Regions from separate parts of the Homo sapiens genome. Here region 2 is linked to region 1. Evidence: read pairs that join two places in POLR2A ChIA-PET (ENCODE). Cell type or tissue: endothelial cell of umbilical vein. All regions are shown on one strand. Each heading gives the region's core, and the rest is flanking DNA. Links, peaks and the distances in the headings are about the cores only. Region 1 overlaps PECAM1 (platelet and endothelial cell adhesion molecule 1). Region 2 overlaps TEX2 (testis expressed 2).

The links. ChIA-PET counts read pairs that join two places held together with the same protein. Peaks named below come from ENCODE experiments on the same cell type or tissue, not always from the same donor. Only the 100,000 strongest peaks of a DNase experiment are listed, where the experiment ranks them.
Region 2: POLR2A ChIA-PET joins it to region 1 with 12 read pairs; 4 of 35 experiments call an interaction of 5 or more read pairs at or near these places.

The regions. Positions count from the first base shown.
Region 1 is chr17:64,319,621-64,335,585 of GRCh38, forward strand. PECAM1 (platelet and endothelial cell adhesion molecule 1) reads right to left here. Exons shown (of 16, transcript NM_000442.5): 15 at 10,080-10,102; 16 at 1-4,225. The coding sequence ends at 4,196. Among named protein-coding and RNA genes, the nearest start is that of PECAM1, 63 kb to the right of the region's middle. RefSeq lists a silencer at 1,417-1,628 and an enhancer at 6,788-6,867. In endothelial cell of umbilical vein, for the core only: no CTCF peak of the experiment used is centred there; DNase peaks (open chromatin) are centred at 7,071, 8,191, 9,081 and 9,631; H3K27ac peaks cover 4,552 bases.
Region 2 is chr17:64,144,439-64,160,403 of GRCh38, forward strand. It overlaps TEX2 (testis expressed 2), which reads right to left. Exons shown (of 12, transcript NM_001288732.2): 9 at 10,404-10,529; 10 at 8,507-8,716; 11 at 6,403-6,523; 12 at 2,789-4,653. The coding sequence ends at 4,531. SNHG25 (small nucleolar RNA host gene 25) reads left to right here and starts at 1,532. Exons shown (of 2, transcript NR_132278.1): 1 at 1,532-1,562; 2 at 1,792-1,871. SNORD104 (small nucleolar RNA, C/D box 104) reads left to right here and starts at 1,640; the gene lies at 1,640-1,719. It overlaps SNORA50C (small nucleolar RNA, H/ACA box 50C), which reads left to right and starts at 1,901; the gene lies at 1,901-2,033. RefSeq lists enhancers at 1,219-1,773, 1,751-1,960. In endothelial cell of umbilical vein, for the core only: no CTCF peak of the experiment used is centred there; DNase peaks (open chromatin) are centred at 8,193 and 11,963; H3K27ac peaks cover 752 bases.

The DNA.
Region 1 (15,965 bases), core at 4,526-12,525:
TGACCTGCCAGCACTTGGAAGGGGTCGCATGCACAGTGTGATTACTGAAGTTGCGCGCATGCTCACTTGAGGCATTTTTCCCCTTACCAGTCGTGCGTTCCCAGAGGAAGGTAGGTCATATACTGGTTAAATTCCGCCATTTTGCCTCTTGGTGCGCATGCTCCAGGCTGCTTGCCCAGCTCCTGAGATCTTATCGGGAAGCGGCTGATCACCAGATCAGGGTGTTTTGTATCTATTGAGAGACTGTCCTTGCTTGGAGCTGGCTGCAACCAATTATTATTTTACAGAGACAGTTTAACAACCACCTGACCATCACCTGATGGTAGCCTGACATTCCTGTGGGGGCCCTCACCTGTCCTGCTCATGTTTGCCTAGCTCCCTACTCTAACATTTCCACTCTGTGGACCCCAGGTTGAGATCTTCTGCAGGGAAGACTGTCCTCAAATAGCCTGCTGGGGAGACATCTCCTTCCCGTTTACCTTTCCATTTGCCCTTGCGGTGTTAGGCAAAGGCTGAAGCTGGCCTCTGTGGCAGAGGGTTTCTTCCCAACACGCCAATGACGCTGGTGGAGAGTCTTAAAAACAGCTGTGCTGGGGAGAGTTCTTGGTGTGTACCTTTCAGAGACCTCCTCCTTAAGACTCTCAAAGACTGAGTCAGGCCAGTGGGAGCCTGGCAGCAATTCTTAGGGGACAGTGACAGCTTTTTGAGGAGGACTAATTGGCTTCTAGGGCTGGAGGCCACTTGGGTCTGACAGACTGCCCTGCTGCCATCCCTCCAGGGCACCCCCCACTCCCTTGCCTCAGGGCCTTCCTGCACTTCTTCCTTTTGTCCTCAATGTTCTTCACCCCACCTTTTCCACTGGTACCCTCTGCCTATGGTCAAGGCTTTGGTGAGACCCACTTTCCTCTTAGACCTTCCTGGATCCCCCAAAGTCTGTGTTGGAAGCCCCTCCCATGTGCCCTTGTTTGAGCTTTTAATTTTCCACCATGACGCTTGTCACACTGCTTTGTAATTGGCTCTCTGTTAGTCTGCATCTCTACTGGGTTGTACCTTCCAGGAGGACAGCTGCCATGTGACTCTTGTAATCTTCCCACCGCCAACACCCAGCACAGCGTCAGGAACACAGAGCATGATGAGCACAAGCTTGTTGAGCAAACAGACAAATAACTGGATGCTTCTGTGCAGAGTTTCTCAACCTGGCCATTATTGGCATTTGGGACTTGATCATGCTTGGTCGTGGGAGACGGTTCTGTGCCTGTAGGATGTTTAGGAGCATGCTTGGTTTCTACCCACCAGATGCCGGGAGCACACCCACCCAGCTGTGACAACCAAAAATGTCTCCAGACACCATTCCAAAACCAGCGGGAGACAAAATCGCCCGACAGTCGTTGCTTTAGTGAGTGAATGTTGACCTAAGCGTCACTTCGCCTGTCTTGAGTCTAGGTCGGGGAGTGGGTTCAGTTAGCCAATCAGAGAACGCTGATGGGGCGACCAGTATATGCTCATGAAATGGGTGGCTGACCTCTTGGGGTCAGAAGAGGGAAAAGTTTTACTGTGTGTTGGCTAAGGACCATTTTAAGTCCTTCAGTGACCGATTACCACATGAGAACACAAGAGGGCGCTCTAACTAATGAGTTCCGCGGCCGAGAAAACTCCTGGAGTGGGTGCTCCTGGGATGCTTCAGGTTTAGACACCGGGGTTACGGCAGCTGCCGAGGAAGGCTAAAGCCAGCGTCCTGGATTCAGACAGACCTTTTAGCCATTAAATCCACTAAGAAAGATCCCTGCGCATGAAGTTTCCTCCTCGGAAATATAGGCAGAAGGGAAAGTAATTTTAAACTCATGTGTGCTCCACAGGCCGGGGGCGGTGGCTCATGCCTGCAATCCCAGCACTTTGCGAGGCCAAGGAGGGAGGATCACTTGAGCCCAGAAGTTCGAGACCAGCCTGGGCACCATGGTGAAACCTCATCTCTGCAAAAAAAAAATTAAAAATTAGCCAGCTATGGCGGCTCACGCCTCTGGTCCCAGCTACCCAGGAAGCTGAGATGGGAGGATCGCTTGAGCCCAGGGGTTCGAGGCTGCGGTGAGCCATTGTTGTGCCACTGCACTCCAGCCTGGGCAACAGAGCAAGCCCCTGTCTCAACAAAACAAAACAAAACAAAAAATTCAGTCGTGCTGCATAAGTAAGGCACCAGGAGTAGGAATAGGGTCTTTGCAGCTCCCGTGGCAATTGCCCTTCTCTGGTGGTGGCAAGGGACTAAGGAACTCCCTGGACACAGGGGATCTGGCTGTCCCCAGATCATCAACAGAGACATGAAGGTCGTTAGAGGTCGTCTGATCCTTTGACCTCAATCTGAGCCCACCACTCAGAAAACCTGGAAATTGTATGACATTTTCGTGATACAACTCGGTGTGTGTGTGTTGGGGAAAGGAACCAACAGCTTTCATCATATTGTCAAAAGAGTCTAGGCTGGGCATGGTGGCTCACGCCTGCAATCCCAACCCAAAGGCCTGTGGAGCACACATGAGGACAAGGCGGGCAGATCACCAAAGGTCAGGCATTCGAGATCAGCCTGGCCAACGTGGTGAAACCCCATCTCTACTAAAAATACAAAAATTAGCCAGGCGTGGTGACATGTGCCTGTAATCCCAGCTACTCGGGAGGCTGAGACAGGAGAACTGCTTGAACCCAGGAGGCGGAGGTTGCAGTGAGCAGAGGTTGCGCCGCTGCAGTCCAGCCCGGGCAACAAGAGCGAATCTCCGTCTCAAAACAACAAAACAAAAACATAGACCTGCTCGGTTCTCTCTGTGACTTCAGAGGCCCAAGGAGTCCTCAGCACTATAGATGCATGTGGCCCCTCAGAAGACAACATTTCACAGATCTGCAAAGAGCAAAGGTCAAATTTATTTAATACAACATCCACGAGGGTCCCTGCAGCTGTGTCACTGAGGCAAACAGGAAAAGTGATTTTGGCTAGGCGTGGTTCTCATCTGTGAAATTCCACAGCGCAATGACAGCAGCCTCTCTCCCACCCACTCAAGACACTGTCAGGAATGTCTTAAGACCTCAGGAGACCACTTCTTTAGCAAGCAATTTTGTTTTTTGTTTTTTTTGAGATGGATTCTCACTCTGTCACTCAGGCTGGAGTGCAGTGGCGCGATCTCCGCTCACTACAACCTCCGTTTCCTGGGTTCAAGCGATAATCTCACCTCAGCCTCTTGAGTAGCTGATACTACAGGCATGCGCCACCACGCCCGGCTAATTCTTGTATTTTTAGTAGAGACAGGGTTTCATCAGGCTGGTCTCAAACTCCTGACCTCAGGTGATCCGCCCACCTCAGCCTCCTGAAGTGCTGGGATTACAGGCGTGAGCCACCTTGCCTGCCCTGGCAAGGAATACATTTTTAAAAATTAGTAAGAAACATACACATTTCAAGTTTTCAATTAAGAATAATATTTGCTGATGGCACCATCTTCCTGTCTTTCAGCCTTCAGCATGGTAGAGGAAAAGAGAAAGAGTGTAGACAAAAACAGTTGAAGAACATCTGTGCTTGTTCCACCTTCATTTTCTGTTTTGTGCGTTGCCTGAATGAACGGTGTCTTCAGGTTGGTATTTCACAGGCGGTGCTCCCAAGTAGTCTGGTTTTCCCATTTGTGGAGGGCGAGGTCATAGAGGGGACAGGGGGAGGCTGTCTGGTCAGCACTGTGTATTTCCAAAGAACAAGGACTAGCCAAAACTACAAGCCTTTGAAGGACCAAAGGAAAAGAGAAAAAACCAGCCTCTAACCAGGCCATGCGCTAGAAATGATTGAGTATAAAAAAGAAAATTGGTTTCTGTGTATGAGGGTGCATGGAAAAGGTCTTTATCTCTGCACAAAACAAAATATTCAAGTTTCAGAATATCCCAATGGCCTTGCCCTGGATCTCCTCTTGTGCTCTTCCAATTTCCAAGGATGTTCCAACTTGGTGGAAGGAGGGTATGTGGGAAATTCAACAGCCCCTCTGTATCTCTTTCTACCCAACATTAACTTAGCAGGATGGATTTAAGAACCGGCAGCTTAGCCTGAGGAATTGCTGTGTTCTGTGGGAGCAGGGCAGGTTCATAAATAAGTGCACAGAGGTCTTGAAATACAGGGATTATCTGTTCTTCTCGGAACATGGATGTCCTTCCAGGGATGTGCATCTGGCCTTGCTGTCTAAGTTCCATCAAGGGAGCCTTCCGTTCTCTGTAGCGACAAGAAACAAGGCAAGTTATGATCACACCTCTCAAGATTGAAGATTGCCCTGGTGGAGAGAAATGCAAAATGACAGCACTTCTCAAAGAAAATGCAAAGCAGGGCTGTCACACACTGGTCCCCCACCCTGCAGGGTTCTCTCTGTGACTTCAGAGGCCCAAGGAGTCCTCAGCACTACAGATACACGTGGCCCCTCAGAAGACAACATTTCACAGATCTGCAAAGAATAAAGGTCAAATTTACTTAATACAACACCCACCAGGGTTCCTGCAGCTGTGTCACTGAGGCAAACAGGGAAAGTAATTTTGGTTAGGTGTGGTTCTCACCTCTGAAATTCCACAGCACAATGACTGCAGCCTCTCTCCCACCCACTCAAGACATTGTCAGGAACGTCTTAAGACCTCAGGAGACCACTTCTTTAGCAAGCAATTTTTTTTAGATGGATTCTCACTCTGTCACTCAGGCTGGAGTGCAGTGGCGCGGTCTCTGCTCACTACACCCTCCCTCTCCTGGCTCCTGCCCGTATGTATTTCTCCTTCTCTCCATGCCTGCTCTGTAGGGACCATAGCCTCTGTCCCTGCATACATGTTGGACATCAATCACATCAGTCCACCAAGTAACTTCATCAAGCACCCATGTACGCCCAGCACAGCGTCCCAAGGGTGCCCCACTTACCCACAGAAGAAGAAAGGCAACTTTGTAAGAGATCTGACTTCTAGCTCCAGTTCTGTCTCTAGCTAACGTGAGATGTACCCGTTTGAGGCCTGTTTTTTAATTTTGAAAATGAAGGACTGAACTTAGATGGTCCAACTGAAATGTTTTAAAATGATATGATTCTACCTTAAAAAGAGAATGAAATTCTGATATATTTTCAACACAGGAAAACCTTGAAAACGTTATGCTAAATGAAATAAGGCAGACATGAAAGGACAAATATATGATTCCACTTATGTGATGTACCTCAAATAGTCAAATTCATAGAGACAGAAAGTAGACAGTGGTTGCTAGGGGTTGCTGGAGGGGCAATGGGGAGTTAGTGTTTAATGGGTACAGTGTTTCAGTGGCTGCTCTGCCTATGGAGTAGCCATTCTTTTGTTTCTTTACTTCTCTAATAAACTTGCTTTCACTTAAAAAGAAAAAGCTCTGGAGATGGATAGTGGTGGTGGTTGCACAGCAATGTGAACGGACCTAATGCAACTGAATTATACACTTTAAAATGGTTAAGTATACACTGGAAAATGGTGAATTTGCCGGGCGGGCGCAGTGGCTCACGCCTGTAATCCCAACACTTTGGGAGGCCGAGGCGGGTGGATCATGAGGTCAGGAGTTCAAGACCAGCCTGGCCAACATAGTGAAACCTTGTCTCTACTGAAAAATACAAAAATTAGCCGGGCGTGGTGGCGTGTGCCTGTAGTCCCAGCCACTCGGGAGGCTGAGGCAGGAGAATGGCGTGAACCCGGGAGGCGGAGCTTGCAGTGAGCCAAGATTGCGCCACTGCACTCCAACCTGGGCGACAGAGCAAGACTCCGTCTCAAAAAAAAAGAAAATGGTAAATTTAATATTATGTATATTTTATGACAATTAAAAAAAAGGATTCCTGGCTGGGCATGGTAGCTCATCCCTGTAATCCCAGCACTTTGGGAGGCCAAGGTGGGTGGATCCCCTGAGTTTAGGAGTTCCAGAACAGCCTGGGCAACATGGCGAAGCCCCATCTCTATCAAAAATGCAAAGAATTAGGCATACATGGTGGTGTGCACCTGTAGTCCCAGCTACTCAGGAGGCTGAGGTGGGAGGATCACTTGAGTCTGGGAGATGGAGGTTGCAGTGAGCTGAAATAGCACCCCTGCACTCCAGCCTGGGTGATAGAGTGAGACTTCATCTCAAAAAACACACAAACAAACAAAAAAAGCAAAAAAACACCCACAAAAGGATTCCTGGATTCCTTCTGCCATCCTGTAGTGCTCTTTAACAGCTTCAAATGGTATTTGTGTCACCTATCCACCTATCAGTGCCTGGACCCTTATCTGACCCACACTGTTCTCTATGCTGGGGATGCAAGAAGCTGTCCCCAAGAATTTTATATTGTATCAATTATTGATAAACAACACCACTATGAAGTAGAAGGTATAAGAGGTCTCAACAAACTGCAGAAGGGGTTCAGAGGCACTGAGAGGGCTCTGGGCTGGGCAGTGGGGGATTCACAGAAGCAACTCTGGAGTCAGCCTAAAGATTGGATTTTGACAAATGGAAGGAGCCCTTGGAGGGAAAAAGAGCAGGGCCTGCTGGGAGATACCAGAGTAGAGGGGGGCCCTGGGCAACAGTGGGCCCTGAAGAGCAGGCAGCACCTAAGTCCACTATTCTGGACCCTCCATGTGCACAGGACACTCTGCTGCAGGTGGAACTCAGCAAGGCAGAAGCTGGAGATGGAGGATGACCCAGGGTCTTGGGACCTCCACAGCCAGCCTGGCTGGCTTCCTGAGGGTGAGCTGGGATAGTGTCTCCATTTTGTTTCAGCCCTGCTGGGTCCAAGGACCCTTGGGGAACAGGATGCAGGGCCGAGGTGCCCCAACTAGAAAGCCAAGGCTCTGGCCCCTCCTCTGCCAGGAGAGCCCCATGCAAGTGGGCCAAGCAAGCCGTGCTGGCCCCAGAGGCTGGAGGCCTGCCAGCGCCGGCAGCCACCCTGCCCTATTTCCTCTGCTCTGCCTGGATGGGGGAGACATGACTCTGGTGTCCAGCCTTTCTGTGGGCCCCAGACCAAGTCCCTCCCCAGACACCTCCGCTCTCTCTCTGTGGGGGCAGCCAATGCCTGGGGCACCATTGCAGAACCAAAGCCACAGACAGGAAGGGCTGGGCCACAATCAACAGGGCCTTAGGGATTTTGAAGTAAAGGTTAACACGCTCACATCCAAGGTCTGGGCTTGCTGTGCTTAAATCAGAAGCCAGCCATCAGCCACCCAAGTGCAGTTGTGAAATCGCCCTGCCTTGTACCCGGAATATGGTGTGGTCTCCCTCAAAGGTCATTTTGATTTCAACACACCCTGGGATCTCTAGTTCCTGCTTCTACAAAGTGCTCCTGTGGGCACTTGCAATAGACCAGGTCTATGCCAGGTGCTCATTCAACCCTTGCAACAACCAAGTGAGGGAGTTTATGATTCCCAGTTTACAGATTAGGAAGTAGAGGTCTTGAGAGGCCAAGAAATTTGCCCATGGTGACATGGCTAAGAAGTGGGAAGTCAAGTGTTAATGTGGGTCTCTGATTCCTAAGTCAAAGCCTGGCCTTGGTTGAATCCTATGCCTTGGGTAAGCAACTGCTACATTCTCCATATGTGGCAGGGTCATTTCATGGCCAAATCAAGTTAAGTCCCCCATCCACACCTACTATTGCCCAAGTGATGAAAAGAGCTTGAGATCAACCAGCTTTTATATGGTGGTTTGCAGCTTGCAGCTTTTATATGGTGGTTGCAGTTGCTCATTTCATCCTTAAAATCCTAATAGGTTGCTCTTATCATCATTGTCATCACCATCTCCACTTTATAGATAAGGAAGCTTGAGCTTGAGGAAGACAGGCTCACCCAAAAGACAGCTGGAAAGCTGGAGCTCCCCTCCCATCCCCTGATCCTAGCACCTGGACAGTTTCCACTGTAGCCCAGCTGCCTCCTGGCCTCCAGGAAGGGGGGAGGCGAGCTATAGCTGCCAATTGCCTTTCTTTCTGTAAGAAGGCAGGGTCCTTTCCAAGATCCCAAGACTCTCACAAGTCCAGATTCACCCCTTTCATTTAAGTACAGGGTGTTCTCTTCCATGCTATCTGTCTGCGTCGGCCACACACACAATTTATAAACAAGGTAAAAATGGCAGAGGAAAAATGAAGTCAGAATGTGCCATTGAAGCAAGTCAAACAATACCAAATTAGTCTTTGGCTACGTGGCTATCTCATTGTTAAGATATTTCCTCCAATGTTTTCAGAGGCAACGGCCATTAAACAACTGGGAATGATCGCCAGGTTTGATTTCAGGAAGGAAATCTCCTCCCATTTCCCCACTGGGCAATTCAATTAATTTTCTCCTGACCCACACCAGCTGATTATTAGGGAAGCTATACCTGCTTCTTTTATAAACAAAACCCATTTGCTTAAAGGTTCAAAATTCCTTTCCCAACGGCTGGAAACCCTGTGCTCCCATCAAATGACTCTATTCTTTTTTCTGGGGGGACAGGACCAGTCATGGGTGAGCTCTCAGAACCATCCTGGGAGCAGACTTTGAGGCCCAAGGGCCAGCTTCTGGGTAAAGTTCTGTCTGGCCTGGAGCTCCAAGCCTTTGTCCAGAGACACCCTTTGGATCCAAGACAAAGTAAATAAGTTGGTCCTACAGGGTGTTTTGGGTGGACCCAGCCATGTTTATCGCTTCAGGAGAACACATCTGTGTCCCGCACTGCCCAGGGAGCAAAGACCTCATTTTCCACTCTCTCAAAGCCATTATTGCTGGGACAGCAACTTCACATCTTGGAGGGAGTCTCTGTCGTGACAGAGGACTGGCCGCAGAGTATAGAGGCCTGGGCTCTGTTCCTCACTCTATTAGCCATCCAGGTGACCCCAGACACGCTATTCTACCAGTGCAGGCCTCAGTTTCCTCATCTGTAAATTGGGCTCCTTGTCCCAGTGACACGATAGTCTCTGATTTCAGGAGTCTGAGTGGGTTTTGGCTAGGAAAAAAAACAACCATTCATTTCATTCCTCTTTTCCTTAAATTCATAGCTTTCTTCCATAAAAAGAATGTCAGTGGCTTCCTGTCTGTCAAAGGCATAATGAGCTCTGTTTTACAAGAGTCCAGACATGGGCAAAACAAAGGAAGCCAGGGGCCCACTGGAAGAGCTACCAGAAATCTTGCTGAAAGTTCTTCCCAGACCTAAAAGAAGTTTATGCGGCAAATGCCTCATTTCTTCAGATATTAGCTGCCCAGTTAACTCCTGCATTGCTGGGTAGCTCACAAAAAGGTTGGGATTGGAAGACACGTCTTTGCAAAAGTTGAACGTGGGCCTCTGTGTCTTTCATAAACCCTCCCATCTGCCAAATAGCAGATTCCTAACTCCATTTCCTACAGAATGAAGCTTCTTAACAAGGCATGTAAATCCTTTGGATTTAAGCCCTGACTTATCTTTCTCCCGTCACTTGTCACTGTCACACTCTTCTTTTCCCATCCCACACTGCTTGAAACTGGTCATCCCTCACCCTTGTGCTCCTGCTGATCTTTCTCCCTCAATGCTGCCATCACTCCATTCATTCTTCATGGCCCATTCCAAATGATTCCTTGGGGAAGAGGCCACTAGCTAGGTCTCTGTTCTGTGTTCCCATAGGCTCTGGCATAGCTCACTTTGCTTTATGATAAGTGATCACATGTCTGATTCCCTCATCAGAAGGTGAACTGAGGTCAAGAAGCTTGGGTGTCTCCTGCAGCTGATGGCCTGGTGTGTAGGGGGTAATTAGAATCGGCTAAATTGCAATGAGCTGTCAGCTGCTCCACTCCTCCAAGCATACACCCTAGATCTGCCTCACTTCCAGAGCCTAGACTTTGGCGTTAAACGAAATGTGTGCTTTGCTTGTTTGGCGCTAAGCACCCCAGAGTCCCAATCCCTTCACGTGTGGGCTGAGATGTAATGATGGAAATTGCAGGAGAGAATATTCGAAATCAGAACTGGCCAAGGCTAGTCAGAGAAGCCCAGGGCTTCTGGTCTGAAACAGACTAGGGAGCGGGGAAGAATTCATGTGAATGCAGGACGTGGGTGAGTCTGGAAATATTTCACTGTTCAGTGGAGTACTTTTAAATATAATGTATATGAAATGTGTACTTACAGAGTATCTGCTTTCCACGGCATCTACAAAACAAAGGATGACATGGCAGTGAGCAACGCAAATAACCCAGTTCAACTGCCCCAACAACATCACAGGGTCAGGAGCAGGTCGAGAAAAGAGGGAGGAGGCGAGAGCCAGGAGACATCAGCCGGCAGGTGCCCTTAGAGGTTTATGGCTCCTTTGTGCAAGACAGCTTCCCCGGGACCCTCTAGCTCCACATGACATGCGCATAAAGTCCCTGGCACTTCATTTAAAATTTTCTTTATTTTTTATTTTTTGAGACAGAGTCTCGCTTTGTCACTCAGGCTGGAGTGTGGTGGCGCCATCTTGGCTCACCGTAACCTCTACCTCCAGGGAATTCTCCTGCCTCAGCTGGCACTATCTCGGCTCACTGCACCCTCCGCCTCCCAGATTCAAGGAATTCTCCTGCCTCAGCCTCCCAAGTTGCTGGGACTACAGGCGCACACCACCATGCCTGGCTAATTTTTTTTGTATTTTTTGTAGAAATGGAGTTTTGCCATGTTGGCCAGGGTGGTCTCGAACTCCTGGCCTCAGGTGATCTGCCAACCCTGGCCTCCCAAAGTGCTGGGATTACAAGTGTGAGTCACCACATCTGGCCTCATTTAACATTTTAAACAGTTTTTTAGAAATGTAGTATCACGGCTGGGTGTGGTGGCTCATGCCTGTAATCCCAACAGTTGGAGAGGCTGAGGCAGGCGGATCACCTGAGGCCAGGAGACCAGCCTGGCCAACATGGTGAAATCCCATCTCTACTAAAAATACAAAATTAGCCAGGCGTGGTGGTGGGCACCTGTAGTCCCAGTTACTCGGGAGGCTGAGGCGGGAGAATCGCTTGAACCTAGGAGGCAGAGGTTGCAGTGAGCTGAGATCGCACCACTGCACTCCAGCCTGGGCGACACAGCAAGACTCCATCTCAAAAAAAAAAAAAAATTAGTAGCACATATTTTTTTAAGAAAAAAATGAAAACTATGGAAAGTAGGAAGTAGCAGATAAAAATGATATCTGGCCTCATTCTCCAAACCCTGTTGATACTTTTTTTTTTCCTAGTCATTTTCCACTACGATTTGGCTTTTTTGGGGGTGGGGAGCAGTTATAATTATACAGTATATGCCATTTTATAACTTAACTTTTTCATATAACATGGCTTTATAAACTTTTTCTGAAAACTTCTTAAGCATAATTGTCCAATTAGCTACTAAATAATTGTTAAATGGATGTACAACTATTGACTTCACCAATTCCTTACTTTAAAAATGTAGGTGCTTTCCAAGTTTTTGCTCTTTTCAATAACACCACCGGTATCCTCTTTGGGAATAAAGCTATTTCTAGATTTCATACTATTTTGTCAATCCCTTCCAGGAGCAGGCTCAACAGAGGAGGAGGCAGAAGCATTGCCAACGCTCTTAGCAGATCTGGGCAACTGTTTCCCCTTCCCCTCAGGAGTCTCCTCTCAACTGTGTGGGAGCCCACACCACCTTCTTTTTTTTTTTTTTTGAGACGGGGTCTAGCTCTGTCACCCAGGCTGGAGTGCAGTGGCTCACTGCAACCTCCATTTCCTGGGTTCAAGCAATTCTCCTGCCTCAGCCTCCCAGGTAGCTGGGATTACAGATGCCCACCACAATAGCCGGGTAATTTTTGTATTTTTAGTAGAGATGGGGTTTCGCCATGTTGGCCAGGCTGGTCTCAAACTCCTGACCTCAGGTGATCCACTCATCTCAGTCTCCCAAAGTGCTGGGATTACAGGCATGAGCCACTGTGCCCAGTCTCACACCACCTTCTTGGCAGGCGCCATGCTGTGTTTGCCTGGCCCTGCCAGTCTGCAGTTGCGCAAATGGTCCCAACCGGATGTCAGCAAGAGGACAGTGAGGCTGAGAAAAGCCAATGAGAGCAGGAAGCTCTGCATAGGTGGTGGGTGATCCCTGCCTGCATTCATTAGAGATGGTGTTTCCTATGAGAGGCAAGTGACGGGTATGGCTTGCCCTTCTGGAAAGGACCAGGACCCCACCCAATGGTCAGTGGCCCACATGCTGGGGCAGATCCCCAAACAGCTGACTGTGGACCCTGACTTGAAGACAGAGAAGTCATGGGGACCTCACCTGCTGCCTGGGGGAGACCCCAAGAGGAGATGTGGGCATTGGGGATGGTTGCTGTTCTCGAAGGTGGTGGAGGGAATGGTGGGAGGGCCATAAGTCCTCAGTCTTATCGAGAAAAGTACGCCAAGGGGCCTCAGTATAGACCCAGCCCCAAGCTCACATACAGTTCCTCCTGGACCTCGGGCAGGCTCAGGGCCTGTCTGTCACAGCGGGGGTCACAATCCTTCTGTTTCTCTAATTTAGAAATATCCTGTTTCCCCAAGTCCACCTCACCCTAACACCCTGTCTTATCACAAGTCCACTGCCCCTCCCCCATAGAGGGAACAGAGCCAGAAGTTCCTCAGGGGCCCTTTTTCTGTCCTGGCTGGGCCAGAGGCTGGTGTCAACAGCCAAATGATGAATCAGCCCAACGCTAATGTTGAGCCATTGTGTCAACTTCCATGCATTGAGTGAGGTTGAGGACAGCACCCCCAATGCAAATCTGACCTGCAAGGACCCAAAGGACCCCGTGATTCCTGGACCCTCCTAGTCCCCTAAGGGCTCTGGAACCTCTTTCCCAACAGCGAAAGAACCTCAAGTAGGCATTTTCTAAAGCAATCTGAAGACAAAATGTGAAAAACTCAAATACGGATGGAACACTTACTCCATGCACACTTGCAGTTCTTGTTTTTTTGGTAACAGAGCAATCATCACCAAAGTTGAATTGGAGGTAGCATCCATTTTTTCATGGGGATACTTTTTCACCATCTTGCACGCTGAAGTAGGAAATGCCTCCCCAGGGGCAGGGTTGGCAGTGCCCTCTGGCCTCACTGGCTCTGGGCCTCACAGGATGGGTGGGGACTGATCCTCAAGTGCTCTTCTCTTCCTCCCATAGGAGACTTGGCACAGAGGCCTCCTTTTCTTTGGTTCTTTCTCAGCCATTTCCTGTCACGGCTACTCTCGGCCCAGCTAGTCTTGGTATACTGGGTGGCAGGGGATGCGGTGAGGACCAGGGTTTCTGCCTCCCTAAGAAACACCCTGGAAGTCTGAATTCCAGGCAAATAGAAAGTAGAAGGTGGACTGGGCGCAGTGGCTCACGCCTGTCATCCCAGAACTTTGGGAGACCAAGGCCGGTGGATCACTTGTGGCCAGGAGTTCGAGACCAGCCTGGCCAACATGGTGAAACTCCGTCTCTACTAAAAATACAAAAATTAGCTGGGCGTGGTGGTGCATGCCTCCAATCCCAGCTACTTGGAAGCCTGAGGCATGAGAATCACTTGGACCCAGGAGGCGATTGTTGCAGTGAACCAAGATCGTGCTATTGCACTCCAGCCTGAGTGACAGAGCAAGACTTAGTCTCAAAAAACAAAAAATAGCAACAAAAAAGTAGAAGATGGACCATTGAGTGAGTAGATTCCGTGATGGGGAGGTGGGCCTCTGGCTCAACAGGTAGGGCTGGTGCCCAGAGCAAGACTCAGCACCCATCCAGAGCCACAGTAATCAGGTGGGATGTGCCTTAAGTCACCTCCCAAGACAGAGGGCAGGCAAAAGCTGGTACTGGAGAGGAAAACCAGCTCTCCTGTTGGAGGAGTTGCAGGAGGTGAATTCCTCTGGCCAGGGTTTCTCCATGGTGGCCCTGTTGAAATTTTGGGCTGGGTGGTGTTTTGTGGTGGGGAGGGGGCTGTCCTGTGCATTGTCGCATGTTTAGCGGTATCCCTGGCCTCTCTCCACGAGACGCAGTAGCATTCTCTTCTCTGTTCACCACGCTATGACAACCAAAAGTGTAGTACTTAGTGCCACTGAGCTGGATACTTAGAGTTAAAATGGTAAATTTTATGTGATATGTGTTTTACCACAATTTTAAGAATAAAATTGTAAAAAGTAAAAAAAAAAGTGGGCTGGGCATTGTAATCCCAGCACTTTGGGAGGCTGAGGCGGGCGGATTGCTTGAGCTCTGGAGTTCAAGACCAGCCTGGCCAATGTGACGAAACCCCATCTCTACTAAAATATAAAAATATTTTGCTGGGTGCGGTGGTGCATGCCTGTAGTCCCAGCTGAGTCAGAGGGGCCTGCCTGGGGAGGTGGAGGTTGCAGTGAGCCAAGATTGCGCCACTGCACTCCAGCCTGGGTGACAGAGAGAGACCCTGTCTCAAAAAAAAAAAAAAAAAAAAAAGGTGGAAAAAAAGCATAGTGTGGAATTCTACCATACATCTCTAGGCCACAGAGAGTCAATAGGGAAACTGAGACACACAGGATCCCTGCCAGTGCTGTGTCCATCCCCTAACGTGGGGAGGCAGCTGAGTGGAAGGCGCCTCATGATACAACAATTAAAAAAAAAAAAAAAAAGCTGTGCTTAGAGCCAAAAGCCAAGACTGGAAAGACCAGGCAGCTCCCCCACTGTCTGCAAGCTTTCCCATCAAACTCAAGTCCCCCGGGCCAGCGCCCAGCTCTCTCTCCTCGGCCCTGGGGCTGCTCCTTGGAGGCAGGCCTGCCCCATGCCCTATTGCTTATCTAGGGGAGGGCTTATTTTGTATTACTCAGGGGGTGAAAGGGGGTTTAAGGGCCAGAACTGTGCCCTTTAAGCCATTTCCCAAAATAGGCAGCCCTGAAATGCTGCATGCTAGAAGATGACGGGGAACATGAAGGGGAAAGGTCAGCAAAGACTCCGCTCTGCACCCAGCTGGCTCACTGATCTCACAGACCTACCCCACACTGGGCCCCAATTTTTTTTTTTGAGATGGAGTCTCACTCTGTCGCCCAGGCTGGAGTGCACTGGTGCGATCTTGGCTCACTGCAAGCTCTGCCTCCCGGGTTCACACCATTCTCCTGCCTCAGCCTCCCATGTAGCTGGACTACAGGCGCCCGCCACCACGTCCAGCTAATTTTTTGTATTTTTAGTAGAGATGGGGTTTCACCGTGTTAGCCAGGATGGTCTCGATCTCCTGACCTCATGATCCGCCCGCCTTAGCCTCCCAAATTGCTGGGATTACAGGCGTGAGCCACTGCGCACGGCCCTGGGCCCCCTGTTTTATTGGGGGTCACTCAATACCACCTTCCCTCTAATAAGCACAGTGTTTCTGGGTTTTACCTGCCCACCAATGCTGAAAGATCCCTCCAGGATTTCTGGAGGGTGAGAAAGACCCTACTCCTTCCAACAAGAAGCAGAGCCTTAGCGTGGCACAATCAGAAAGGAACATGCTGCATCAAGAGTGGTTCTCAAAGCCCGGGCCCCAGCGTGACGGCAGCAGCTGCGTGTGGACACCTGTTAGAAATGCACGTTTTCGGCACCGCTCCAGACCTAGTGAATGGGAAATTCACAGGGAGTGGGGTGCGCCAAACTATTGATGTTTTAATAAAGCCCGAGGACCACTGACCTGCCTCCAGCCCATACCTCATCTCACAGAGAAGGTGACCAAGGTCTTGAGAGGCTCTATGACTTGCCCAGGGTCACCCAGGCCACAGTAGAATATTACTCTTCATGTTTAAAGTAGATAGGATCTACTTAGGAGGCTGAGAGGGGAGGATGCTTGAGGCCGGGGGACAGAGGTTGCAGTGAGCCAAGATCATGCCACTGCACTCCAGCCTGAGTGACAGAGCCAGACCCTGTCTGAAAAAAAAAAAAGTAGACAAAAGTTCTCCAATTATGCCGATAACATGAAGCCTAAACTAAGAAAGATGGAAAACAGAAAAGAATGCAGTCAATTGGTTTGGCAACAAACAATGGACAGCAATTGGTAACAAACCAATTAAGAGAAAAAAAGAGAGGGAACAGGAAGGCTTTGAAGAGCATGGC
Region 2 (15,965 bases), core at 5,069-13,068, 170 kb before region 1:
TCTTCGTTTCAACAATCTGTGGAACACTTATAAAAACTGATATTTTAGGTCACAAAGAAAACTTTCATACATTGCCCAATGCGGAAACTGTACCATAATGTAATAAATGTTGAGATAACGAAAGTTAAAACAGCAACAAAAATAAATAGAGACTACTAAACACTTGTCAAAGTCATTATTGCTTTGGATTAAAGAGGTTTTTTTTTTTTTTTTTGAGATGGAGTCTCGCTCTGTTGCTCAGGTTAGAGTGTAATGGCGCGATCTCAGCTCATTGCAACCTCCGCCTCCCGGGTTCAAGCGATTCTCCTGCCTCAACCTCCTGAGTAGCTGGGATTACAGGGGCCTGCCACCACGCCCGGCTAATTTTTGTATTTTTAGTAGAGACAGGGTTTCGCCATGTTGGCCAGGCTGTTCTTGAACTCCTGACCTGATCCATCCGCCTCCGTCTCCCAGAGTGCTGGGATTACAGGCGTGAGCCACCGCGCCCGGCCAAAGAGGAATTTTTTGAATTTAAAGTCTATATAGAAAATAAGGAAAATAAGAGCCCATTCAACTACAAACCCATAGGGTGAAATGATTTCACTGTCACATACACACACACACACAAAACAATAAATTTTCCGTATTAAGAGGAAAAAAAGGAAAAGAATTCCCAAGGAAAACAGGGAGGCAATAAAGATAACCGGCGACTGTGACTGCTGGTGTACTGTGTCCTCCCCCAGTTAAGCAAACTATCATTCATCCACCTGTATGTCCGGGGAACAGGCTCAATCAACTCTGCGAAGCTTTCCCAAAGTCAGGCTTTCTGTCCTTTGGGCTTCTACAGTAGGCTGTTCATAGCGCTATGTTAGTATTTATTAAAGTTTTGCAATCCCAGGAAGTTTTTCACATCACTCTGCCCTTTAAATACCTTTGTTTACCACTTAGAATGTGCCAGGCAATTGGCATTAATTCACCGAATCCTTACAATTTTTTTTTTTCGCGGTGTGTGTGTGTTGGGGGGGGGCGGCGGGGGGGTATTCCTAATTTCCAGAAACTGAATCTCAGAAAGGTTAACTGAGCAAGGTCACAGAGCGAACGCATCACAAAGTCAGGATGTGGTGCAGATCGGTCCATTTTCAATACAAGCTCTTTCTACCACGACAGGTTATTTTGCACTTGGGGACAGTTTTTAACTTTCCATTCTCAACTCCTATCCTAGCTCCTGGCACAGAACATGTCATCCAAGTTAGGCATCATCGTCGCCTGCTCTTGGTGAAGTTTTCTTTTGCGTACTGCGGAGAGATGCGCTCATTACCAGCTGGCGGTGGAGTCGCTGAAACGCAAATGGATTTGAGACTGAGCGACTCCCATCTCTATGGTTGGTATGTGACCCATCTATCCTCTGGAGGACTCAGCAAGGACTACCAGTCACCAGACAACTTTACGCGCACGTGGTCGCAAGGTGAACTTGCTATTGGTTAATGGCAGTAAAGCCCGCCCATCAGCGCTGGTCTGCTCCTTTAAAAGAACGCCATCGACGCTCCCCTGTCTTTCAGCGCCTGCAGGTTCCGGGAGGTCAGGTTGTATTCCTGGCGGGTCGTCTGGCTGGGTGGGCCCCGGAGGTCGTGGCTCGGGAGCAGGGAGGCGTAGGGGGGCCGGCCTGCTGTGATGACATTCCAATTAAAGCACGTGTTAGACTGCTGACGCGGGTGATGCGAACTGGAGTCTGAGCCTGCCCGAGCGGAGCTGGGAGGGGGCTGGCGGGCGGGCGCGCGCACACCCGCTGATCTATCACTCTCGTTCTTGTAGCTCCCAGCCGAGGACGTCGGATGTCATCGTCCTTGCTGCTTTGCCACCCCATTCCCGTCAATAAAGTGGTTTGAACCCAACCCTGGTGTCGGTGTGTGTCGTTGGCGACGCGCTGTCTTTGAGCCCCCGCCGAGCTTCCTCGTGGCGCCGGGGGTCAATCTGCAGCGCTAGAGCATGTGCTTGCGCATAACTGGGGCCGCCTGGCCTCCCGCGGGCGGCCTTTTTAACCGCGAGCGACAAGAAGTAACCTGACTGTCCGGCTGCTAGGCTGGGCAATTTTCCAGCTGTTTTGCCACGACAGGCCTCAATCCGTAATACCAAGGCTGGAATGGCGTGTTAGGGGGGCGGTGGCTGACGGGGATACGCGGACTCTTGATGCGTAAGGAGTGCCCCTCTGCTCCCATACGTTCCCCAGCCCAGCCTTCCCTGAGTGTATCGCGCGCGCTGTGCCTTCGCCGTGAGTTCGACATAAGTCCCAGGCTGTCGCGTCTGCCATCAGACGCGCAGATTTAGTTGAAGGCAGCGTGGAATGGCGTCTGCAGGGCTGTTGTGTACTTGACATAAACAGATTCGGTGTGGAACTGCATTGAGTTAACTCCTGACTAAAGGGTAATCGACCTGTTTACAAATAACCATGCAGGAGTACTGACAAGCATGGGACTAAAGCTTTGGGCAGGTTAATCTGTCACTCCTAAACAGTTCAAAATTATAGGGCGGTTGTGAAGGTGAATTAGATTTTATATATGGTTGGGGACAACATAGACACCTAGTTACACAGTCCAGATTCAGTGATTGGTAAAAGATCTTCCACAAGGGCTCCAGTGAAAGGTGCATCAGTTCTGAGTACAGGGCAGCAATGGTGGGCAAGGATGCACGTATGCGTTCACTACATGGACATTCGATGAATGAAGGTGTCCCGAATTAACATTATACTAGACAATGAAGGGTGTAAACTGCAGCCCAGGAGCACCACTGCCCTACCCCCTCAGTTACGAACTTTCACTGGATTCTTTAAATGTGGGCTGAAGATAATGGCACATAGTTTGAAGGATGTAGTGAGGATGGCTTTGTAGCCTTAGGACTGGGCAGTGATCAACGCAGTAAATGAAAGCTGCGATTGCCAGGTGAGGGCCCCGGTGCTCTGTACTCATTTTATTGTGCCCCTATCTGAACAGGATTCCGTAGAAATGACTTAGATGCTTATCTAGTATTTGACATTGAGATATTTATTTTGTGAAACAATGCAAGCGATTTTAAATCCCCACATACTATTTGATTAAGTGCAACATGGTACAGTCATGTGTAATCTCTTTACACGATAGTGCATCTAGTCCTTAGCCTTTAGTTATTGCACAACAATTATAAAGACCAGTGACCAGGACACGTGGACTCTGACAGGCAGATCGGCCTACACAACGAAAAATCAGAACAGTACACCAACTGGAATGGTCAAACAATTTAAGTCAAATGTTTTAATGGTGCAATTAAAATAAGGGTTCAAACATGTTTTCAATATATTAATTTCTTTAAAGTCATGTTCAGGCAAGGTGCTGTTTAAAAAACCACTATTAGCTTTGTCCACACATGTAAGTTATCAAAAGTTACCCAAGGTAATTTTGACGTTGAATGCAGCTTTAAACAATAAAAAAATGGTATTAGGTTTACTTCTCGAAGCAAAGAGAGCCCCCAACCTTGTAAACTAAACATTCTGACACAAATGCACAAAATTAAGTTGGCAACATTAATTTTGAGATGTAGTGTGATGCTGAGCAAACTTTTGGTCTTGACTCTTGAAATAATTAAAGAGAGCAGTTCTCCGTTTTGGCCTTCAGGAAGGGAAATCTGCCCATGGAACTCTCCCAATCAGATTAACAAACTGTTTCGATTCCCATATAAACCTGGAGGACACAGGAAACGCCAGATGGAAAAACTGGCTCTGGCTTTCTAACCCCATCCCATCTGTATGAGAGGACCCATCCTGTCATGTGCAGTGTTTGATGTTTTCACATACGCTCCTGTCTCAGGAAAACATTCAAGATTAGCTAGCCCCCAGGTGGTTGTACCTCATTGGTGAAAGGCTTGGGATGGTTTGATCTCATGGCTTTGCCTGATGTTCACATAAATCCCACTGTCCTTACCCAAGCTGATAGCGTGTTGTGTGTGTACTATGGCTACTTGCTTCCCAAATGCACAATTTAATGTGGAAAATAAGTTGCTCTGCCCATCTCTTCTGTCACCGAAATGAAAAGGCTCACAGAATTCCTCTCCCCACCCTCCAGACACATTGCACACTGACATTCTCTGGAAGTGTGGAAGGCCGCATACAAAGTATAGAAGTGAAAAAGTCCACTGTGCACCGGCTGCCTGAAGAAAAGCTTTGGAGGAGTAGAGGAGGCAAGTTGTTCAGCTTTGCTCTTACTGTGCTCATTTGCTGCCACAAACATGGGTAGACTTTTAAAAGCCATGGTGTGGGTCACGTATAACTTCTGGATCCACCATGATTCTTCCATGGTCTCCTTTGCCAAATCAAAGCTTTGCAGCAGGCAATCCAGACAGTTGTCACTAGATGCAGGGAATGACACCTCACAGTGGAATGGGCACTGGCAGGCAGAGGGCAGAAGCAGTCCTTTAAGAAACAGTAGCTGTGGCACAGAGGCCAGTGCTACAGTACAGATGGCGGCCAAGAACCCCACACATCCAGCTCGATGTCACAATATGGGGAACATCTGACATCACCCATCATGGCTGATCAGCAGCCTCCACAGGTGGGTCTTTCAGGAGGCAGGAAGTAGAGCGAGGGTCCATGGCTGAGTGCATTATAGTGATATAAACATCATCCATGTTTGGCATGACAAAAACTTTCTGTAGGAAGATATTAAAGAACAGCTATGTGGAAGAATGCCTTGCCAGGCTGTCACCCTCCTTTGTTCTGATAATTTTAGGGCTTAGACTGATTTTTAAAAGTACATATAAAAACTTGCTATGCATTCCAAACTAATTCTCCCACCATACATACTTTAGAAAGAGTTGAGGAATCATACCAGCGCATGGATACGAGAATCCTCTAATATATCAGCTCGGAGGCAGAAGTGGCCTTTGATTTTGTATACATATAATAAGGTTGCCCATATGCACTGATATATATCCAACAATTTAAGAGAATTGGCTTAAGCTGTTCACAGTAGTTCCCAGTTACTATGTCTAGAACACATATTCCATGTGAATTATCCTTTTATTAATAAATCCTAGCGATAAAATGTAAGCTAATGGCCAGGTGCGATGGTTCACGCCTGTAATCCCAGTACTTTGGGAGGCCAAGGCAGGCAGATCATCTGAGGTCCAGAGTTCAAGACCAGCCTGGCCAACATGGTGAAACCCTGTCTCAACTAAAAATACCAAAAAATTAGGCCAGGCATGGTAGCTCACACCTGTAATCCCAGCACTTTGGGAGGCCGAGGTGGGCAGATCACGAGGTTAGGAGATCGAGACCATCCTGGCTAATACAGTGAAACCCCCATCTCTACTAAAAATACAAAAAATTAGCTGGGTGTGGTGGCGGGTGCCTGTAGTCCCAGCTACTCGGGAGGCTGAGGCATGAGAATGGTGTGAACCTGGGGGACGGAGTTTGCAGTGAGCCGAGATGGCGCCATTGCACTCCAGCCTGGGCGACACAGCAAGACTCTGTCTTAAAAAAAAAAAAAAAAAAAAGAAAGAAAAAGGGAAAAATAAAAGGCATGATGTTCTTTCCCCTCAGTAGGTTCAAAGTACTTTTCTATTTGGTGATGACATTAAGCTTTTTCAGAAATTGGTTATCAGTTATGTTTAATCTCTAGTTTTTAAATAAGAGGATTTTTTTAAGGCAGTAACTCAAAATATACCACTGCAAAAAGAATGTAGGTCTTCTTCAAAAGGTGAATTTCATTAAAAGTAAATAGTTTGCTAATCCATAAAACCCCGACAGACAACTGTGCTTCAAATATCTGATAAAAGTTTGATGGAAATAGCTCATCCTAGGGCCTCAGCTATACTGCTATTACCTTTGGTGGCCAAATGCAGAAAGAAAAGCTGAGAGAGTAAGCTCTGGCTTAATGAACTCCCAGACTACACTAGAAGCTACCCAGGGGAGGGAGAGGCCAGATTCATCTTTGGACTCCCAGGGCAGGTGGTACCTGGCACACAGAAGGGTTTCCAGGAATGTTTGTTGAACTGAACAAACTGAGCAAGGTGAACAGCACACAAGAACAGGGGGCAGCCTCCCTGCCCACAGGCCGGGTGCTAAGAGTTGGGCAAGGCCAGGCCTTGCATAAGAGAAAACAAAGCCTGACAGTCCTGGCAGGCTTGCTGGGAAAAGACATCATCATTTTGCTCTGACCCAAATCTTTTGGGTTTCCTCTGAAGATGACTTAGTAATGTTCTGTGGATAAGTTTCAGGGCTTTGATACTGTACCTGAAGTTTTATTCCCATATTTGATCAAATGTAATACTCTTCCGGGATGAAGGTCACCATCAGATTTTCAAAAGAGGATCCTGACCCAGCTGAAGTTCAGAACCTCGGCTAAACCCAGAGCTTCTATACTTGGTGTGAAATACTAGATAACACTAGAGGTTTACCTGAAACTCTTGCTCCAGTTTCTTCTCTATCCAGTCTGTCACATGAACTAAAGTCACTTCTCTCTCTCCAAGTTTTGGCCGAGCTTTCAGCTCCACATGTGGTGGCTTTCGGAAACCATACCTTTTTGAAGACAAGTAATAACCACATTTAGAAGCAAAGCAAGGAATGAGACAGGCACTGACAGCAAACAGTTCTCATTTACATGGGGCTTTATCACTACTTAAAATGTTATTTTCTTCTGAAAATGCCCTCTAAAAATATTCCACACACAAAGTATGAATTGTGAACCCCCTGTGTTCCCTGGATGGTGTTAGGGCTGTGGCGGATTTAGAACAGTTCTGACAAACTGAGAGAGCCAGGAAGCACCACTGGAAAAGTCCATGACCTGGGCATTGGTTTCTGTTTTTTTCTAAAATGGCAATAACCTTTTTTCTTTCAATTTTTATAAAAGTAGTATATGTACATTACAAAAACAAAACATACATACAAGCAGATAAAGCAGAGAGTGAAAGACACACTGCCTCTCTCTGAATGTCATCCCCAAGAGAGGACTATTGACAGAAGTAGGGTGAACTCCCCTTACATTCTCCTGTGCATATGTCGATCAATAAGGTTTGAAACCTGTTTTTTCATCCTACACCCCAACAATACGCTTTGTATGACTTCCCGAGGGAGCAGACTGGCAATCAGAACTGTTGGCAAAGTATCCAGACAAGACCCTGTATGCTATCAACTATCTAAAACCTTAAATCTGTCCTGGACCAGTGCTTTTGGAAATACAGTAAAAATGTCAAGTTGCCATAAATATTTCTAAACACTCTATACTTATCTTTATGGATCAATAACACATAGTTCAGCATTTGAGCATGCCTTGGGTAGCACTATCCTAGAGCCCTTTTATTTTATCTCCCCCTGAGCAGAGGCATTTAAAACTGATAAATCTAAAGAATTGGCAGTAAGGAGAAGAAATGTATCAATTTTAACTATTAAAATTTTTTTAAGGTTTGAAAGACCATACAATATATTAACAGTGGTTATTTCTGGATGGTGAGATTATGGGTTTTTATTTATTTATCTATTTTTCACCTTTTCCCAATCTTTCTCTTTTTTTTAACAATGAAAATATTACTTTAAAAAAGTATAAAAAGGCATTTTAAAGTTTTATTGGGAAATACCAGCATTATCGTTAAATGGTTAGTCAATTCAAAACCCCTCTTCTGATCATTCCTACAAATCCTTCTGAATACCGATGGTATGTACTAGCATGTTGGTTTTACTCTATGATAGAACAGAGCTATATTTTTGTTATGAGTGTAGTTTATGGTACAATGAGATCTCTTATGCAATCACTATTTACACTTATGCCCATTTTTATAGGACTTAGCATGTCAATTTTAAATTGAGATTCACAGGCAGTGATGCTGAACTCATCAGTAATTTATTTCAGTGACTCTCAACCCTGGCTTCATCACCCCCGACCCCTGAAATCCGGGGGGATGGGCCAGGCATAGCTATATTTTTAGCAAGTCCCCAGGTGATTTTAACATGCAGCTGGGGCTGAGAATCCAGTCCTCAGACACCAAATGCACATGCTCCTGACTCCTCAGCATTGAGGCCTAACTCAGGGAAGTCTCCCTAACTTCCCAGACTCTGTTGGATGTGTGATCCCCATCTTTAAAGTAGGGATAACAATGGCATCTACCTCAACAGGATGCTATGAGGACTAATCAGGTAATGCAATTACAACCAGGGCCAGGCAGAGAATAAAGGCGCTATCTACAAATGACAGCTGTTATTACTGGCAGAACAGTTGGCTTTACAGAGGAGGAAGACCAATAATAGAAACAGCTTATCTCATAAACTTCATGTATTGACTTTAACTTTTCCTACCATGTGAACATGAATTCTTGAATGTGAATTCACCACTCACAGAAGAAAGTACCATCAGATTTGCAACTAATATTAAGGTCCCATGAAAATTGTTTGGAAGTGCTTCTGCCCGGGAGAAGGTACTTTCCATAACCTCAAGGTTAAGCAGGCTGGGATTTCTGTGGCCATGCAATAGGAGGAATCACTTATTGTCCCTGAGGGCCCTCTACGCACCATACTCGGTCAGTCGGGGGTGGTGGAATGTTGACCGCCAAGGTTCCTCTACATTCTTGTACTTCAACAGTGAGCAGCAGGGGTGTGTTGGAGACTTCTTCGATCTTCTTTTTAATAAACTCTGTCTCTGTTGCTTTTTGGAAATATTTTGACTTGGTAATTTTATCAACAAACCTCATAATCTTACTTGTTCGATGACCTCCAACGTACCTTCAAATGTGGAACACAAAGGGCGGTTAGCACAAACTTTGCTCTTTTCACAGACAAAAACCTGTGGCTCTTCGTTCCCCTTACTTTAGAGCACCACTCGATGTTTTGGATGTGGTGATTCTGTGTTGGGGCGGGGGGCATCCTGTGCATTGCAGGGTGTTCAGCAGCATCCCTGGTCTCTACCTACCAGATGCCAATAGCACTCCCCCTAGTTATGACAATAAAAAATGTTGCCAGACATCGGCAAATGTCCTCTGGGGGGCCAAATCACCCCCAGTTGAGAACTACTACTTCAGAGAAGGTGTAAATGTCTGAAACAGTCCAAACCTTGACAATGGAGAGCTGGACAAAGTCCTCATGCAGAGGTTTCTCACCTGTCCTCCTTTATACTACTCCAATACCAGACAGAAATCCAATGACATATCAATCTCATAATCTCCATGCAGCAAGTAACAAATCATGCTGCATCAATAGGACATAAATCAGTAATTAATGGACTGTCTTTAGGTGGTGTCACATGGCTACCTTGAGTGGCAATTACTTTTCAAAGGGCTTGGAACTTCTTAAAGAAAAATGTAGCCTGGGCAACACAGTGAGACCCCCATCTCTACAAAAAACAAACAGAAAATTAGCCAGGAGTGGTGGTGTGCATCTGTAGTCCCAGCTACTCGGGAGGCTAAAATGGGAGGATCACTTGAGCCCAGGAGGTTGAGGCTGCATTGAGCTATGATCGTGCCACTGCACTCCAGGCCTGGGTGACAGAGCAAGATGCTGTCTCAAGAAAACAAACAAACAAACAAAATGCTACACCAAGTTGACGTGCTCACAGGCCAAGAAAATAAGCTGTTGTATCAGGTCACATGTACCATGAGACTCAGAAGAAAGGATATTTGCTTTTTAAAATCCCCCACAGTTCCAGAACATGAGGAAAAGTATGTGTTCAGGGAAAAGCAATCATTCTTAAGAGGGTCAAGCAGCTAGACTGTAAATAATACACACAAACTTTGGCACCAACTCCTCAAACATCTGAATTCTCATCTCCTGTAGGATTTCAAAAGTGAATAGGTTGGTTTTTTCTTATAAAAGTTTCTGAATTATTTGGCTTCTTTTAGTTTCTTCAATTCACTTTATGTAATTAAAAGATCATTGTGGATAGGCTATTTAAGCACTTTGATCATTTCACAGCCCAAGTTAACAGGGAAAGAGTAACCCCCTCCAAATGAAGTTCATGATCCAAAAGATCAGCTCAGTCATCAGCGCTTTCAAAACTCGCCAAAGAAAATCATCTGAATGTTTCTGCTTTGCAGGAACTTGCAGCTCAACAGAAGCAAATGCACTCCAGCTGAAGCTGAGGGGAGGGAGGCTCTCCGGGGGGAGGGGGTGTATGCTCGGTTCCTTCTGAAGGCTCAGGGAGATGCTTTTCATCATCAGCACACCCTTCAACTTCTCTATTATTTAATCAAACAGCAGCAGAAAGCCATTTTAGTAAGGAAAGCTATATGGGTCTTTTTGCTTGGTTGCCTGGAATTTAAACAGACCACTGACCTGGGATATTAATAAAAAAACCATCTACTCAACATTAAAGAGGAAGGAAGATCACAGAGGAAGGAAGGGAAACAAGGTTCACTCCCAACTTGCTGTCCTGATCCCTGGAGACTCAGAGGCACAGAAGCACTGATCCACTCACCCTTCAGCCCCTGGGAGGAGCTGTTTGTCTCCCCCGCTGGGCTCTGGGGCATCGTCTTCCTCGGAGGAGCCAGCGCTGGAGGATTCCTCATCGCTGTCCGCCAGACAGAATGCCCGGGGCCTGCAACTGGACAGAGAGAGAGTCACCACCACTGCCTGCCCTCACCCAAGCTCTGCTTAGAAAGAGAACACACACACCCATGCACACACACTCAACCACAACAGGGTCGGGATGTAACTGTTAACTACATCTCGTCATTCTCTCCAACCCACCCAAACCAGAAGAGGCCCAATCCAAGAATCCTTGGATCAGCGCAGATGCTCAGGACACTCTTCAGCACCAAGGCCTCTGACAGGACCACAGAGGCCTTGGACCCAGAAGAGGTTGCTTTTGAGCATGCGTCAGAAGGACAGGAGGTGGGAGTGTGATGCGCACATAAAATGCAGTGATTTCAACCAGCAGTGCAGCGGAGCCACACGGGAGGATGAACAGAAAGAGCGGATGGTTGCAAGAGTGAGGTGACAGCTTATACTGGTGACATGGCCACTTCTCACTGATGATGGGATGTTGAGGCAAGTCCCTTGGCTCTGGCTTAATTCAGCAACTCTGATGCTTTCTGGCTTAGTAACCCTCCAAGTGAGTTTTGACTCATGACTCCTTTCCAGTGAAATTACGTATTTCACTCCACACCTGCCCTATCTCCTGAGGGTCACAGAAAAAGCCAACAACCACATACACACACACACACAAAAAGTCTCAGGAGACTCTAGGAAGCAACTGACATGAGAACCCAGGAAATTTTCCGGAAAAATACATGTCTAAAGACCATTCCTTTGACTGAAGTAAGGGAAAGCCTCATGGGACAGCAGTGTCCCTCACTCAGCTCTCCAGGGCAGATACTCAGTTCCAGAGGTGTGGGGTTGCTGGATTACCCGCAGAGGTGAGGGGTCCAGTTCCCGTCGGAGGGGACCTGGGGGCTTCTGGGCTGAGCCTCGGGCCTATAGAAAGCAGCTTCCTCCCTGGACCGTGGCTTTGCTTCAGAAAGTACTGGCAGGGCTGTGTCTGAGCCCAGAGACTTAAATGGGACAAAATGAACAAGGGACAGAGTAGTCTCTGAACACTATTACACAACCAAATGGTCACCAAGCAGAGGCTGGTCATTGTATTTTTGACAAGGACACAGTTACATGGACAAGGGAAGGCAGTGGGGCTCAGGGCCTATCTCCCTGCAGCTGCAGTCCTTTGGTTTTCCTGATGCTGTCCTTGGGCCACCAGAGGCCCACGGGGACAGTTATCGCCTGACCAACAGGAGCCAAAGGCACCCAAGGGCACAGCACACATGCCAGTGTGGAACTGAAGGCCCGGCAGTGGCCCCAGCCCTGTGCACTGGGAGGGTAGGACTGAAACCTCTACACTGGAAACAGGAGCCGGCTGTAAGAGGACCCGGACTGTGTCCTCCCTGGCAGGACACACAGCTCCTCCCTACCCCCACTCTGAAACATTAGAGCCAGTGCTCCAGCCAACAGGCTGGACTTCCACATTAAAGGGAAACTCCCTCTGCAGAAACAAAAGCCTCTTGTCCCTGGCCATGGGACAGCACGTAACTGAGTCTTCCTCCTTCCACCAGAGGCCTGGCTGGTCCAGGAAATGCTTATGTGTATCCACTGGCTGCAGAGCCATATCAGAGTGTGCTGTGGTTAGGCAGCCCTCACAGGAATCTTATATTTAAAATGTATATAGCAAAATTCAATTCCTATGAAAGCCTAAACCGGGTCTTGGGTGAGGAAAGTCAGAGATGTAAATCCCCAAAGATCACACGCCCCTCTCAGAAGAGCATCAGAGTTCTCCATCAGTAGGATGGCAGTGCCTGAGGCTCTCTGACCTCATGCTGCCAGGTGTGAAATCTGTCCCCACAGCACAGGGAGCCTGCTCCTCACCCACAAAGCACAAAAGGCTGCCTGCAAGCTCTGGGACCCCAGTGAGATCTGCTGAGCCACTGCTCCTTGTGTCCCCACTGGGCCATATCATCTGGCAGCTCCAACCCTGGGCAGAAGATGCCAGAGGCTGAGCGCTGTGGCAAGCTCTCAGGTTACTGAGTTAATCCTCTGCAGGTCACAGAACAGGACAAATTTTGTGGCTTGAAGTGAACACTTTAGGTAATGCTGTACCAGTTCAAGCTGATCAGATGATGTGAAAATCTGATTTTGACCGAGTGGTACCTCTGCTCTCCGCGCTGGGGGCAGTATTATGCGGCACCCAATACTTAGGAATTATAAGTGTAGCCCAGTGTTTGCCTGATATTCATTTTTATAAATGAACATGCATTTTATGACCTCAGCATGAACTTCAGAGGAAGATACACCACACTTACTTGTAGAAGACGTGCTGGAATGTAATTAGCCTACTTGTTTTAAACACACCTCAGAATTCCAGATGAGTGTGGTATCCTTTCAAAGAGACACCTTAAAAGGCTTATTCCAGTTATGTTCCTTCTGCCAAAAATCTTTTGGAAATGTCAGATATATAAGAAAAAGTGAATTATTTTATCACTGACACTCTTAGACCAAATATTTTATTTCTTGGTCTCATAATGACCACCACCTCTGATGACTTCTAGCAATTTCTCAAAGGTCCAAACCATCTACAAAGCAGGACAATTTGCTGTCACTCAGGATAGCTAAAAGAATGTCACGGACTGTGGAGGCAATTCTAAAAAGAAGCCCCCAAAATGCTTTAAATGAAGACGCATAATTAAATTAAGAAGCCCTGTGAGATGTTTGCTTTGAGGGAGACCACACTCAAGAATGCACTAATTTTTCTTTTGAGAAAATCAGTTCTATACACCTGCCACAGGCACACATGTGCATACACACCCACAAACTAGACTGAGTCACAGTGTAAACTGCAGGCACTCAGTGCCCAGAACACCAGGGGCCTGGGGGCAGATGGGTAGTTTGGGGTAGATGTGAACTAGTAACCCAAAAGAGGTCAGATGGGGCCACCTTCTGACTTGGGGACTTGTACAAAGGGCCCAGACTGCAGTGGTGGAGCAGGAAGAGGCCAAGTGCCTTATAGGAAACACTTCACTTCCATGCCACTTTCCATTTAAAGGCCACCCAAAAGGCAGAGCGCTCCCTTTAACTAACTCATTCTGGCCCTCTGCAGGGCAGTTCCTAAAGCAGAGGCTGCTCAGGTTACTATCTCAATCCCATCTGAATGTTGTATGTTATGTTACCTGCAGTGTGCGACAAAAGGACTATTTGGGAAAAGACTAAAGGAAAAATGCCCATGAAAATACAGCAGACACATATTTCAAAGGGAAGAGACTTTGCTAGGGCAAAGCTACACAGGTTAAAATCTCAGTCTAACCCTCAGGGTGCTAACTAAAGGTGAACAAACTTCCTACCAGTAAGGAGGACATCTCACAGGTTAAGCAGCATCTCCTCAGAGACTCCGCAAAAGCACAATCATTTGCACACTTGAACAGGGACTGAGAAAAGCAGTGAGATGAAGCCGAGGCCCTGCCAGGCAGGACACCAGGGAGCAGACCCTGATGTGGAGTGAAGCCCTGGACAGGTGGCCATGGGCTGCAGGGAGAGCCTGCAGGAAAGGGCTGCTGCTGGCCAATTCTTCAGATGTTCCGTGCTTTGGAGGTTTAATATTAAGGAAGATGTCAGTTCCAAAGGTCACACGCTTCAAACAGCTAATAAGTATGCTGACCCCTGTCCCTCCTCTGCTACTAAGCCGCGTGGTGATTCCGTAAACCTCATGACTGAGGAAGTGAAGTGGATTCTGGAATCACTTCTGGGATTAGGTTCTTAACCACGGATGGGCTTTCAGAGATTCACAATGCTCCTAGAAACTGTGAGCCAAATGGTGCATGTGGAAGCATTTGCAGAAAGAAGGACCCAGTGCTCTCAGGTTCCCGAAAGGGTCCTTTCTGAAAAAAGGGGTAAGGGTCCATTTTTCTGGGCCTTTTTCTCCCAAATGAAGTGCTGCTGGATTGTATTCCTCCTTACTTTTAAAAACAAATGATAGCCAACTACACATCAACATATAATTTAACACCCTCACAGGAAGAAGCAAAACATTTTATAACAGACTGTTCTAGAAAAAAATAGTACTTTAGAAATATAAGTGAAATATAATACCATCACATTCCTAAAGCAGAGGATCTTTTTTTCACTCAGTCTAGAGAAGCACAGCTTTCCAGAAACACGTCCACCCTCTGATCGGCCAGAGTTTATGAACTTGAAACTGGGCTACGAGGGCTGCATGAATAGCAGTGAATGTGGACGCATACGTGGCAAGCACCTCAGGGACCGGCCTGGTTGCCACCCCCGGTGCCCAAGACCCCCTTTGCAATGGAGTCCCTGTGCCCCTGTGCCCACATGGTGCTGTTTCTAGAAAGGGCTCCTTGCACAAACGCATCTGCCTGAGGTTGCTCTGCCACACTCCCTTTTTATTAGATCTCATTTTCAAGACTGCTTCTGCTTCAGGTGCTTCATTTTCTAGGCAGCTGGTTCTGCAACTCTGTCGTCATGAGCTAGATTTAATGTGCTCAGCTATGCGTGGGGGTGGGGTGGGGACAGCAGGACAAGGAATTGAGTCTGACTAGATCAGGACTCCAGCAATTCAAATTGGGGAAGTCTATAAGACTTTCCCTGTCAGGAAAGCCTCTTAACTACTCCTGGTGTCGGTTCTCTCAGGCTTTTATGTCCAAGAACGTGATGCCTTTATGTCCAAGAACGTGATGAAAAGACAGGTTTCCTCATGGTTTCACATGGGACCGAACAAGACTCAGAAGTTACAGGGTATGAAATGCTATGTGGAGAGTTGATAAATACCACACTCACCAGAAAATATAAATCCACAGATTGCCGAATCCAAACATATTTTAACAAATAGAAAAATGAAAGGAAAATAGCACAGACACCGGTTAGATTGCATATAGCTGGTAAAATTCTCCAATTATTAAAATAGAAACATTTCATTAAGTAACTTGAATAAATCAGAATAATCTAAGTAAAAGAATATTCTCCAATGCATAACCCAGCTCCCCCAATCTGCTACTACCACAAGCATGAATAAAAGCATTAGGTCAGTACCAGAACCAAGCAAAAGTCTAAGAGCCAGTATCTTATATTTAGACCCCATGGAGGTAGCTCCTTGTGACATTTTCATGTCATCATACTGTTGATTCCATGCAAAGGGCTAAAGATGTGAGAAGTAGCCTCTAGTCAACATTTTTAATTTGGTAAAAACAATAATATAATTTAAATTTATAGTCAAAGCAGTAATTTTAAGGAGAATAGGATGTAAAAGTTCCAGTTTATCTATTCTAGGCATTTAAGAGGGAAAAAAATTAAGCTTCATGAGTTACCTCACAATTTTGGAATATTTACTAAATCAGACAAACCCTAGGCAGCAGATACACTATCTACAAAGAGAGGGATTTACTACGCAAGTCAATATTGTATTATTTAGGGAAAATGCTTCTCAAAACACTTTTAGGAGCACCCTCTGTGCTACAAAATCAATCATCTAATTATAAATAATTCT